Regions from separate parts of the Homo sapiens genome. Here region 1 is linked to region 2. Evidence: chromatin contacts called from ENCODE Hi-C or POLR2A ChIA-PET data. All regions are on one chromosome and are shown on one strand. Each heading gives the region's core, a stretch centred on a gene start or an enhancer-like site at or near the end of the contact. The rest is flanking DNA. Distances are from core to core; before and after follow the strand shown.

What was found. Hi-C counts contacts between places; a loop is a spot of excess contacts on that map. ChIA-PET counts read pairs that join two places held with the same protein, here RNA polymerase II (POLR2A). Pooled maps may share reads with other maps.
Region 1: a pooled map shows a loop between it and region 2 (7-fold over the local background). The contact joins the promoter of LARP4 here to the promoter of KANSL2 in region 2. A Hi-C loop is called at or near these places in 1 of 168 maps with a recorded cell type or tissue (transverse colon) and 6 of 50 pooled maps. POLR2A ChIA-PET finds 5 or more read pairs at or near these places in 1 of 52 experiments (CD8-positive, alpha-beta T cell).

The regions. Positions count from the first base shown.
Region 1 is chr12:50,398,642-50,404,337 of GRCh38, forward strand. LARP4 (La ribonucleoprotein 4) reads left to right here and starts at 2,244. Exons shown (of 16, transcript NM_052879.5): 1 at 2,244-2,387. The coding sequence starts at 2,370.
Region 2 is chr12:48,678,595-48,684,503 of GRCh38, forward strand. It overlaps KANSL2 (KAT8 regulatory NSL complex subunit 2), which reads right to left and starts at 3,644. Exons shown (of 10, transcript NM_017822.4): 1 at 3,593-3,644; 2 at 2,788-3,047; 3 at 1,061-1,239; 4 at 442-556. The coding sequence starts at 3,038. RefSeq lists an enhancer at 3,342-3,611 and silencers at 3,692-3,901, 3,942-3,991.

The DNA.
Region 1 (5,696 bases), core at 994-3,493, 1.7 Mb after region 2:
CACCACCACGCCCGGCTAATTTTTTGTATTTTTAGTAGAGAAAGAGTTTCACCGTGTTTGCCAGGACAGTCTCGATCTCCTGACCTCGTGGCCTCCCAAAGTGCTGGGATTACAGCCATGAGCCACCACGCCTGGCCATGAAGGCTTCTTAAAGTCAATTTTTAAATCCTGCTTCCCTTTCAATTCGACAAGCATTTGTTGAAACACTATGCAGCTTACATTATCCTAAACTGAAGAATATATGATAGGGTTCCTGTGAAGAAACTAAAACAAAAAAGAAAAGATTTAAGATAGAATATAATAATCAAGTGCTAATAAGGGACACGAAGAAGAGATCTGTAGAAGCAGAATCTTTGAGAAAACCTTATGGAGAGAGAAGGTTGATTGACAAATGGAGGCAATCCAGGTAGGGGCAACACCTTGAGCCATGGCTTTGGCGGTGAGTGCTAATGAGTTTGCATCTTAGGGGGAAAGTAAGGAGATTGGTTTAATCACTGAGATGACTTCACGGGAATTTACTGAGGACCACATTAGGGTGGGCCTGAGATAACAGATATCAGCAATTTGGTGGTGGAATTAATTTGGTATCTGAGGAGATTCCATTTGCGGCAAAGCAAGGAGGATTTCATGAGATCAGAATGGCAAAGTCTTGAAATCAAGTAACAGTGGTTTGGTGAAAATGAAACCTTCACTTTGGGAAGATTTTTTAAATAATAGAATGGAAAAATCCATTGGAAAAGATCAAGACATGATTATTTCATTTTTATTTATTATTATTATTTTTTAGAGACAGAGTCACACTCTGTCACCCAGGCTTGAGTGCAGTGGCGTGATCTTGGCTCACTGCAACCTCTGCCTCCCAGGTTCTAGCAATTCTCCTGCCTCAGCCTCCCACGTAGCTGGGACTACAGGCACACACTGCCATGCCTGGCTAATTTTTTGTATTTTACTAGAGATGGCATTTCACCATGTTGCCCAGGCTGGTCTTGAACTCCTGAGCTAAGGCAATCCACCCGCCTCGGCCTCCCAAAGTGCTAGAATTACAGGCGTGAGCCACGGTGTCCGGCCAATTTTTATTCGTTACTATTATTATTACTATATTTGAGACAGAGTCTCACTCTGTCACCCAGGCTGGAGTGCAGTGGCGCGATGTTGGCTCACTATTAACTCCACCTCCTGGGTTTAAGCGATTCGCCTGCCTCAGCCTCCCGAGTAGCTGGGATTACAGGTGTGCACCACCACACTTGGCTAATTTTTGTATTTTTAGTAGAGATGGGGTTTTACCATGTTGGCCAGGCTGGTCTTGAACTCCCGACCGCAAGTGATCCGCCCGCCTCAGCTTTCCAAATTGCTGGGATTATAGGCGTGAGCCACCCTTCCCAGCCAAGACATGATTATTTCAAAAGATGAGTGTTTGAACTAGGACATACAAGTGGGAGCGATCTATCCTACTACATATTGCTAAAGACAATAAGGAATTTGGACCATCTAACAAAAATTATAGATAATTTTAAAAATTTTGTTTTTATTGTATTTCGTTTGAATTAATGACAGAACGTCAAAGAAGACACTGTCCAGATTAAGTGTTATTACTGGTATATTAAGCGGTGACATGGGTAATTAATTCAAATGAGCCTGGGGCAAAGTTCTTTAAAGGGAAACCCGACCTCCTAGAGGGCTTCTTCAACTGTAAAATGGGGATGATAATAATAGTGTTTATTGCATAGAATTGTTTTAAGATCAATTAACATAAAATGCTTAGTATAGTGCCAAACACAATGTAAGCATTTAATATACATTAGCTGCTATTAACATATTTGCTAGTATCATAGTTTTTTGTTTTTTTTTTCTTGTCTACTTTTCTTCTGTGAGCCACCACTTTTCGGCAGGGTTGGTTTGTTCAGTACACTTCGCCAAGGTCGGCTTTAAAAATCAAATCTAGATTGTGAACTATGAAAACTGCGGAATTATCAGTGCTGTGTAGCTATCTGACAAGTGATAAAATGTGTCATTACGATTTTTACACATCCCCGTGCCACAGAATGGCGTCTCCTTCTAATCGTTCCCCCCGACAGATGATAGTACATCCCACACTGCTGCTGGAAAAGATAGTGCAAAAGTTGAGCGCGCCGAGGGCTCTCTTTTCTCCCGGAAACAATTTTTCCCTAGACCCGGAAGCAGTTGTTGTTTCAAGGGAGGTGGGACTGGGCGGGTCAGGCCGCAGCGGCTGACGGCAGGGGAGGAGCCGGGTCCACTGCCGGGTGGAGGGGCAAGGCGAGTGTGTGTCCTTATCCTAGCAATTGGGGCGCGGGCCTGTGAGCCAGTTGGAGTTGCGGCGGCGGGAACGATTGGGCTGAGCAGAGGACGACATGTTGCTTTTCGTGGAGGTGAGTGCATTATGCTAGTCTCGTCCTGCTCTTAGGAGAGCAGGAGTGTAGAGGCGCCGGCCGGTCCCACCGCCATGTGACTTTCCGGGCCGTACACGCCGCGGAACCGGCAGATAGGCTGACACAGCACCTGGGCCGAGCAGGCCTGCAGCTTCCCTCTGCGCGCTCACAACACTCTAGGAAGCTATGGGAGGTGAGGCCCGTAGTGGAGAAGAATTGAAGGAGAAAAACGGAGGGCTGTTCTGGTGTGGCGGTGAGGTTCAGAGGAAGGGGAAAGTGTCCCATATGGACCTCCTAAAGGAGGCAGCATTGGGGGGTTGGGGGGCGGAGTCTGAGGGAGGAGAGGGTAATCAGGTGGGCGCGTTCCGGGGGCCGAGCGCGGCCTCGCGGGGCCCCTCTGGGAGGGAGGCGAGCAACATGTGGGGCCACGGATGGAGAAAGGTGAAATGCGGTAAGTATTTTGAAAAGAAAATTGAAAAGTTCTTTTGAGCAACTTCCACCAAATTCTGCCCGGGCCCCGTCCCTAGGTCTCTGGAACGTTCTGTGGGTGAAAGCGAGTTACTTTGAATCGAGGAGAAGCCAGTAGGGTTTGGAAGCCTTGAAAGGCACCGCTTTGACCTTTTGTAAAAGTTACTCAAGCAGCAGCTGCGTGATGAAGGGTTGGTTCTATGAACCGATTAAAAGCCCTTTACAAGGAAAATTCCAAGAATGAGGGAAACTTATTCCGGGAAAAGCCGTTTTTTGTAATGTTATTTGAACAATGAGACACTTTTATTACTTAAACTAGAACGTCTGCTGTTGGCCTATTTTAGTTTTCAAGATAGAGTTGGATACCTGCCTTACAGAAATACGAAATTTAATTTCCCTTAATTCTGTCCTCTTGTGTGCAGTGAGCGTCAGCTGACTGCCTGGCTAATGCTTTGAGTAGATTCCAGATCATATTGTTCTTACATTGTGAAAACGTCAAACCAGCAAAGCTGCAACTTCGCAACTTGGCATTTGTTAACTATGCCCATAAGAAGAATCTTTTCAATGAGGGAAGGAATTTACGGGTTGTATAATGAATCTAGGAGCCGGGGCCAGCCTATGGCAGATTTTTTTTTCCGGGTTGTGGGAAAATCTTACTCCGTAATATTCCAGCATAAAGTAAATAAATGATTTTACGGTTTTTTTTTCTCTTTAAACTAACTGATATTGTGTCGCCGATAAGCTTGATATCTTTAAATTAGTTTTTTAAAAGACTGCTACATTAGAGTGTATCTAACATTCATAATAAACATTCATTGGAACATTCCGGGGAAATCATGAAAAGACTTAAAATTACTGAACTCATTCTGTTTACTGTTTTCTGTCCTCATTGTTGTTTTCCTTAGGCAGAATAAGAAATCAGATAAGATTTTAAGCCAGTGCCAGCCAGTTTTTTTAAGGAATGTTATGCTATGTAAATACCACAGGTTTTAAGTGTGTGTTTTGCTGGGCAGAAGAAAGATTGTGAAGTTTATATTGACAGGAACTCCACAATATACTTTTGACTTCCAAATTGATTCCTTTGGCTTTATTAAAATGTAAGTTTTAATAACAGCTCCATTTATTGTTTAAACTAGGTCTTCTCCTGTCTCTAAAGCGATACTTAATATGTTTTACAGATGACAAAACCGAGCCCCAGAGGTTAAAGTAACTTTACTTAGTAAAAGTAAAGTAGTTTAACTGGGATTTAGATCCAGGTCATGCTGATGTCAAATCATGGACGGGATGTTAGCAATTCAGGCCTGTCCGACTCCCCAGGTTAGACAAATTCTATCGTATCTCTCGCCAAACTAGTGTTTAAAAGTTGTATCTCCATTAATCATTTTCTTTGTGAGTCACTATGTCATTCTTCATTTTCTCATATGAGTTTTATTGAAAATTAACTGTCTTTAAATATTTGGGGCTGAATATGTGGTATTAAAATCAGTGAAAAACAACATGTTGGTCGTTTGGCGTTTTGTTAACTAATATTTGATCCCTGTAACCTCATGATAGAGGAATTATTCTCAGTGAGAGAACCAAAGCTCAGAAGTTAGATGTCTAAGGTCATTCAAGTGTAAATAATGTGGGGGCTAAAGTCTGAAGTCTGACTTCTAGAACATAAATTTCTGGCTTCAAAATTATTTTTGTACTTTCCCATAAGTCAAAGGTTCTTAATCTAGGTTTTTGGATAGAATTGAGGAAGTAAGTACCTAAGCTTGGTTGAGGAAAAAAATTTGCGTGTTTATTTTCTCTAGCTTCTAACTGAAATCTAAATGGAAAAGAAGTGAAAATTCTTTAAATGTTAATGGCAGCAACAGTGTATGTGACCTTGTCACCAAGACAAATCACTTTTTTACATGTATTACAGCTTTTGCAGTTATCTTGAAATATTTATGCTCATTACTTGCTATATGTCAAAAATATTGTTAACGTATTGCTATATTAGACATTTTAAAATATTTTGATAACTGCGTTTCAATATAATTGGTTTACTTTGTGATCCTATATATTTTAGAAATGTAAAAAAACGGAGAAGAGATCCATAGATTAATTGGACTACTAAAGAGGTCTGTGTCACAGAAGAGGTTAAGAACTGCTTTACTAAACCAACTTGCTTGTGGATCATCTTTGGCAGGGTTAATCTGGGATCCCTGGGTCCTCTGCAGTTGTGTTCAATACCTTTTACTTATGTGTATTTTTCTGGAGAGATTCCAGCTTAACTATCCCACTAGAATCAGTAGGATAGATAATAGCAATATAACAATAACAACAGTAGTAGTATATACTTGTATCGTGCTTTGTGTCAGGAACGTTTGATGTTTTTGCATATATAGATATCTGTACATCTTAAGTCTCAATATCTCTATGAGGTGTTAGTATCCCCATTTTAGTGATAAGTAAGGCAGCTGGGCGCAGTGGCTCATGCCTGTAATCCCAGCACTTTGGGAGGCTGAGGTGGGTGGCAAATCACCTGAGGTCAGGAGTTTGAGATCAGCCTGGCCAACATGGTGAAACCCCATCTCTACTAAAAATACAAAAATTAGCCAGAGGTGGTGGCACACACCTGTAATCCTAGCTACTCGGGAGGCTAAGGTAGGAGAATCGCTTGAACCTGGGAGGCAGAGGTTGCAGTGAGCTGAGATGGCACCACTACACTCCAGCCTGGACAACAGAGTGAGACTCTGTCTCAAAAAAAAGAAACTAAGGCACATATAATTTAAACTTGCCTAAGTTTATACAGCTAGTGAACATGGAAGCTTGTATTAGAACTCATCAACCACCTACTTGTATTGGAGTAGA
Region 2 (5,909 bases), core at 2,394-4,893:
TAAAACAATATATAACTTTAAAAAATTTATAAATCCCATAAACACGACATTTTGCAGAAGTATTCAACTACAATCACATTATTCCTGAGGTTTAGGCCAAGCACCCATTCACAACCATTTTCTCTTCTCTAAACTGGTCTGACCATTTCTCAATCCACCTCCCACACTCCCATGTCTAAATTTCCTGTTTTCTCCCCTATACTTTCTCATACGTAGAATTTGGTGTTCAAACTTTTTTTAAATTACAAGGCTTCTAAAAAAGAATCATCCTGCCTTGAAGCAAGACGACAATGAACCATGCCACTTTTATATACAGAACCTCTTACTGCTGACAAATAGCTGTCTTCAACCCTCCTAGGTTACTAATTTATTAACAGCATGCAGCACTACATTCCACATACTAACTACATTTCAAATGCCTTATGTGGAGTTACAACTTACTTTAGGGGATCTTCTTGATCACTGTCTATGCTATCAGCTTCACTGTCAGGGTCACCTCTCCATGTCTGATCCACAGTAATGGGTTCCTGCTCCCCATCACTCCAGCTGTCTTCATCTGAGGCAAGGAAGGGAGAGCAGCCATTAAGACTTCCCACCTCTGTAACTCCACCACACAAAACTAGATTACTTTTATCAACCCAAACCTTGAAATTTTAAAAACAAAACAAAAAAAAAAACACTTAGTACAAAGGTACTGGCAAATAAAAACGCTTTAAGAAAATACAACCCAAGTAAGATTACTTACAACATAAATGAGTAAACCATGCCCTCTCAAACAGAAAAATCAACTTAAAATTACTGTTTCCTGAAATTACCTAACAAAGCTGCTGAGCATTAAAAAAGCAATGAAAGAAATGGTCACCAACTCAGGAAAGTAAACCTAGGCAAACACAACTTCAAATTCAAAAGAACTGGTAAACAACAAAGCAATCCCAGCATTCTCACCAAATTCCTGATGAATTAACAATATTGCCAAATAGATCAAGGCATTGTGCTAACCCAAAATAGTTCCCCCTTAACTTTCTTCCTCCTTTTTCATTCCAGGAGAGAAGGTCCTTACCTAGTATTCGGCTGGCTTCACTGCGACTACTTTCTGGAGTCTGAGACCCCAGCTCTGTCTTAGCATATGAGCTCAGCTGGCACAGGAGTGTTTCACCCACAGGCCCTGGGTTGGTCTTCTTCATTTGAGCATGAAGTGCCAGGGCATTCCTACGGACATGTTCAGCACAGAAGGACACCCTGAAGAGACAAAACATTAATATTTTATAAGTTCCTTCTTGAAAGCGTTCAATAATGTTCACAGTCCCTAATCTTTAAATCATTTTTAGGGAATTAAAATGACTATTACATTCATTTCTAAAAATGCAAGTCAGAGGAATTTAACTGGCCCAAGGTCAACTCATTTGACTTTATTAAAGGGAAATAACAGGACGGATGAAGTGGTTCACCCTTGTAATCCCAGCACTTTGGGAGGCTGAGGCAAGGGATTGGGTCTTGCTCTGTTGCCCAGGCTAAAGTGCAGTGGTGCAATCATAGTTCACTGTAGCCTTAAACTGCTTGGTTCAAGCGATCCTCCTGCCTCAGCCTCAAAGTAGCTAGAACTATAGGCATGCACCACTGTGCCCAGCAAATTTTTTTTAGTTTTTTGTAGAAACGAAGTCTATGTTGCCAAGTCTGGTCTGGAACTCCCAGGCTCAAGTGATCCTCCCACCTCAGCCTCCCAAGTAGTGGGGACTACATGTCCACGCCACTATGCCCAGCGAGTTTTTTAATCTTCTGTAGAGACGGGGTCTCACTGTATTGCCTGGGTTGGTCTCCAACTCCTGGCCTCAAGTGATCCTCCTCCCGTGGCCTCCCAAAGTGCTGGGATTACAGGCATGAGCCACTGCGACCAGCCAGGGACACAATTTTAAAACTATAAGATACGTAAAAAATTATCTAGTCAGGTTATGTTTTTGCATGGATACCTTTGCATACATGATGAAAACTATGAAGCCTCTTACAGAAGAATACACACATATATAACTTTGCATGTTATTTAACAAAATTCATGGACAGCCAAATAGAGCCACACACCCCTCCATTAAGAAGAATTTTAGGGGCCAGGTGCGGTGGCTCACTCCTGTAATCCCAACACTCTGGGAGGCCGAGGCGGATGGATCACCTGAGGTCAGCAGTTCAAAACAAGCCTGGCCAACATGGTGAAACCCCGTCTCTACTAAAAAGTACAAAAATTAGCCGGGCATAGTGGCGCACGCCTTAAGTCCCAACTACTTAGGAGGCAGGAGAATCGCTTGAACCTGGAAGGAGGAGGTTGCAGTGAGCCGAGATCTCCACTGCACTCCAGCCTGGGGAATAAAGCAAGAATCTGTGCGCCGCCCCCCCGCCAAAAAATTAACTTTAGGGCCGGGCGCGGTCGCTCACGCCTGTAATCCCAGCACTCTGGGAGGCCGAGATGGGAGGATACCTTGAGGCCAGGAGTTTGAGACCGGCCTGGTCAAAATAGCAAGACCCCATCTCTCTTAAAAAAAAAAAAAAAAAAAAAAAGACTAATTTAGAATATGCCTTTATTTTACAGATAAGGGAAAAGAACCAAAGAGGTGAACTAAGTAATCCAACTCAAGGGTCTTTCCAGTCTTCACCGTTTTTTCAGTTTTCCAAGGATACAACCATAACCCCAAATTTACAAGGACAAAATCTCAAACGCGGCAGCTATGCTGAAGCCCGCATCATATCACATACCCCCTCGCTTTAAGAAAAACGACATATATATCTATACATATATACCCATCTTTCTTCTCTGGCTTTGGGGCAGCATTGGGACATCTTTTTCCATTCTTCGTCGATATATAACTACACTGCTTGAAGGGTGCATTCTTGTCTTCAAGGATATGCTTAATGCAAAACTCCTGCCCCTCCAGACGAGGGTGAGAGCATGGACGATGAGTGAATGCACAAGACAGAGGTTCCTGAGACCTGGGCACTGGAGTGATCCTCCCCCGATTGGTTGGCAAGACGTGAATCCGAATCCTGTTCATAACCAAAACCTGCGGGGTCAAACGAAAGACCAAAAAGCCCTTACCCTTCCCGAAAATTCCTGCTCCACACAGATCGCGCGGACAGTTTCCAAAGGACATGCAGAAGTCGTCCCCGTAAGGTACGCTCCGTAAGTCCCCGCCGCCCTCCCCAAGTCTCCACAGGCATCTGTGGCTTTGCCTCCCTTTAGCGTGTCCCTCCATGCCCGGCCCCACCCCGAACCACACCACGCTGAATGTATCTTCAGGACTCGCACAGCTGCAGCACGAAGGGAAGCGACAACACCAGCCCCACGCGGCGGCCACGCCGCCTCCCCGCACGCCGCCTTTGTCCCGGCCTGCCTCAGAGCGCACGACTGGGCCTGGCCTCGGAAGCCTATGCGAGCGCCATTTTGTCCTACGGCTCCAGTCACCGGAGATCCTGGCTCCTGGAAGCCTGCAGGAAGGAGACTGACTCTGACACTGCTTTGAGGCGGAGTAGCAGCTCTGAGCTGACAAAAAGAGCGAAATAGCAGCCCAACCGCAAGAGCTTAGAGGAAAGAGCACCGCCATCTTACCTCAGGAGCTGCGCTGCGCCGCACTCTGCCGCGCCGCTCGCCCTTCTCTAGTGGCGCCAGCGGCTCTCAGATCGGCCTCGCCCCTTTCCGGACTCCTGGCTACTCATTGGCTACCGCTCGTATGACAGGATGTCGCCATTGGCCGAGACCAACTACCTATCGTGTCTGGGAGGGCGGAGCGCTGAGAAAATGCGAGGTTGGGGTGGCTAAGACAGACTGTCTGTCAGCAACTCCGCCCGGAGGAGAGTGAGCCGGGGAAGGGGGCGGAGAGCGGGCTGCGGGGCGGGTTGCCAGCTAATATTTTTCCACCTTGCAGCGTGGCTCGTTTTCCGGCTACTTTTGGACCCTCAGTCTGTGGTCCTAGGCTGCTGTTCCCTCACCACTGTACACAGCTAGTATAAAATCAGACAGACAGGCCGGGCGCGGTGGCTCACGCCTGTAATCCCAACACTTTGGGAGGCTGAGGCTGGCAGATCACCTGAGGTCGGGAGCTCGAGTCCAGCCTGAGCAACATGGAGAAACGCCGTCTCTACTAAAAATACAAAATTAGCCGGGCGTGGTGGTGCACGCCTGTAATTCCAGCTACTCGGGAGGCTGAGACAGGAGAATCTCTTGAACCTGGGAGGCGGAGATTGCGGTGAGCCGATATCGCGCCATTGCACTCCAGCCTGGGCAACAAGAGCGAAACTCCGTCTCAAAAAAATATATAAATAAAAAATAAATCAGACAGAGGCTGGAGGATCACTGTTTACACATAAAAAGTCTTTAGCTTTCTTTTGTGAACAGTTCAATACATGTACTGAACATTTGGTATAGAGAACACTGAGAAACATTTTTTGGGTGTTTACTGATTCTGGGAATTACATGTATAAAGTCATTGAATTTTTCAAAGCAACCCTAAGAGGTACAGGTTAGTATTATGTCCATTTTACAGATAAGAGGACTGAGGAACAGAATGGGACCATAGCTATTAAATGGGAAAGGAAGACGAATTTGAACCCAGCCCGCATTCTTTATCCCTTATTGCCTCTTATATAGTAAAGAGCATTGGACTGAGAATAAGGAAATATTTGTTCTAGTTTAGGGCTGCTTCTCATAACTGTGTGCCCTGTCTTTAAAATTCCATGCTAAATAATGCAGGTATCATAAAAATGACAGACACAATACCAATCATACCATCCTTTAAGGATTTTTAGTTTAAAAGCATCTTTCTGTCATCTCCACCACTTGTAGAAATGATTCCTAGCTTTCTTCCCATAACCCTTCTAGACATTTTTTGCTTTCCAGCATCTCTTATCTCCTCACTGTCAGTTTAAGAAAGATGTTTTATCCATGCCTAACGAGCAAGTGAGCATGAGTCCCAGTGGAAGTGAACATAAAGATTCCACAGCCCTCAAGAAAAACACTAAGGCTGGGCGTCATGGTTCACCACTGTAATCCCAGCACTTTGAAAAGCTGAGGTGGGAAGATCACCTGAGCTCAGGAGTTCGATCCCAGCCTGGGCAATATGGAGACACCTCATCTCAAATAAATAAATAAATAAATAAATAAATAAATAAATAAATACACTATAGGACCGATAAATTATTAAAAAAAAAAAAAAACCTTGGGGGTTGTGCTGTTTCCAGAGACTAGAGCAGCCCTAGAAGAAGGCCTGAAATTCATTCATTCAACGAATATTTATTGAGCACCTAAGTGCCAGGAGAGAACAAGGAAGATAACCCTGCTCTCTTGGAGTGAACATTCTAGGATAGCTTTGGATTATGGATGCAATACAAACATAATATTAATAACAATGATTTATATACATAAGCAAACAGACCAACCCTCAGGAGTACGAAAAAAGATGTTTTGTTATAAACACCCTATAATTAAAAAACAGCCAGAGGCAGTCATGTCACAGAAAATTTGGGAATCCGAATCTGCAACCAAATGTAGTAATATCAAAAAGCAACATTAAAACTACTGTAGTGAACAATATGAAGAGACACAGGAATAGATGGGGAAGAAACAAAAGACTTTCTTTCAATGAATTTACTGAAGGTCTTAGTTGAAAAAAGAATCCTTCTTGTAAGTCCAAGACAGACAAAACATTACTATTTAGAACCACTTCTTTTTTTTTTTTTTTTTTTTAGCGGGAGTCTTGCTCTGTCGCCCCGGCTGGCTGGAGTGCAGTGGCGCGCGATCTCGGCTCACTGCAACCTCCGCCTCCTGGGTTCAAGGGATTCTTCTTCCTCAGCCTACCCCCCAAGTAACTGGGACAACAGGTGTGCGCCACCATGCTCGGCTAATTTTTTTATATTCTTAATAGAGACAG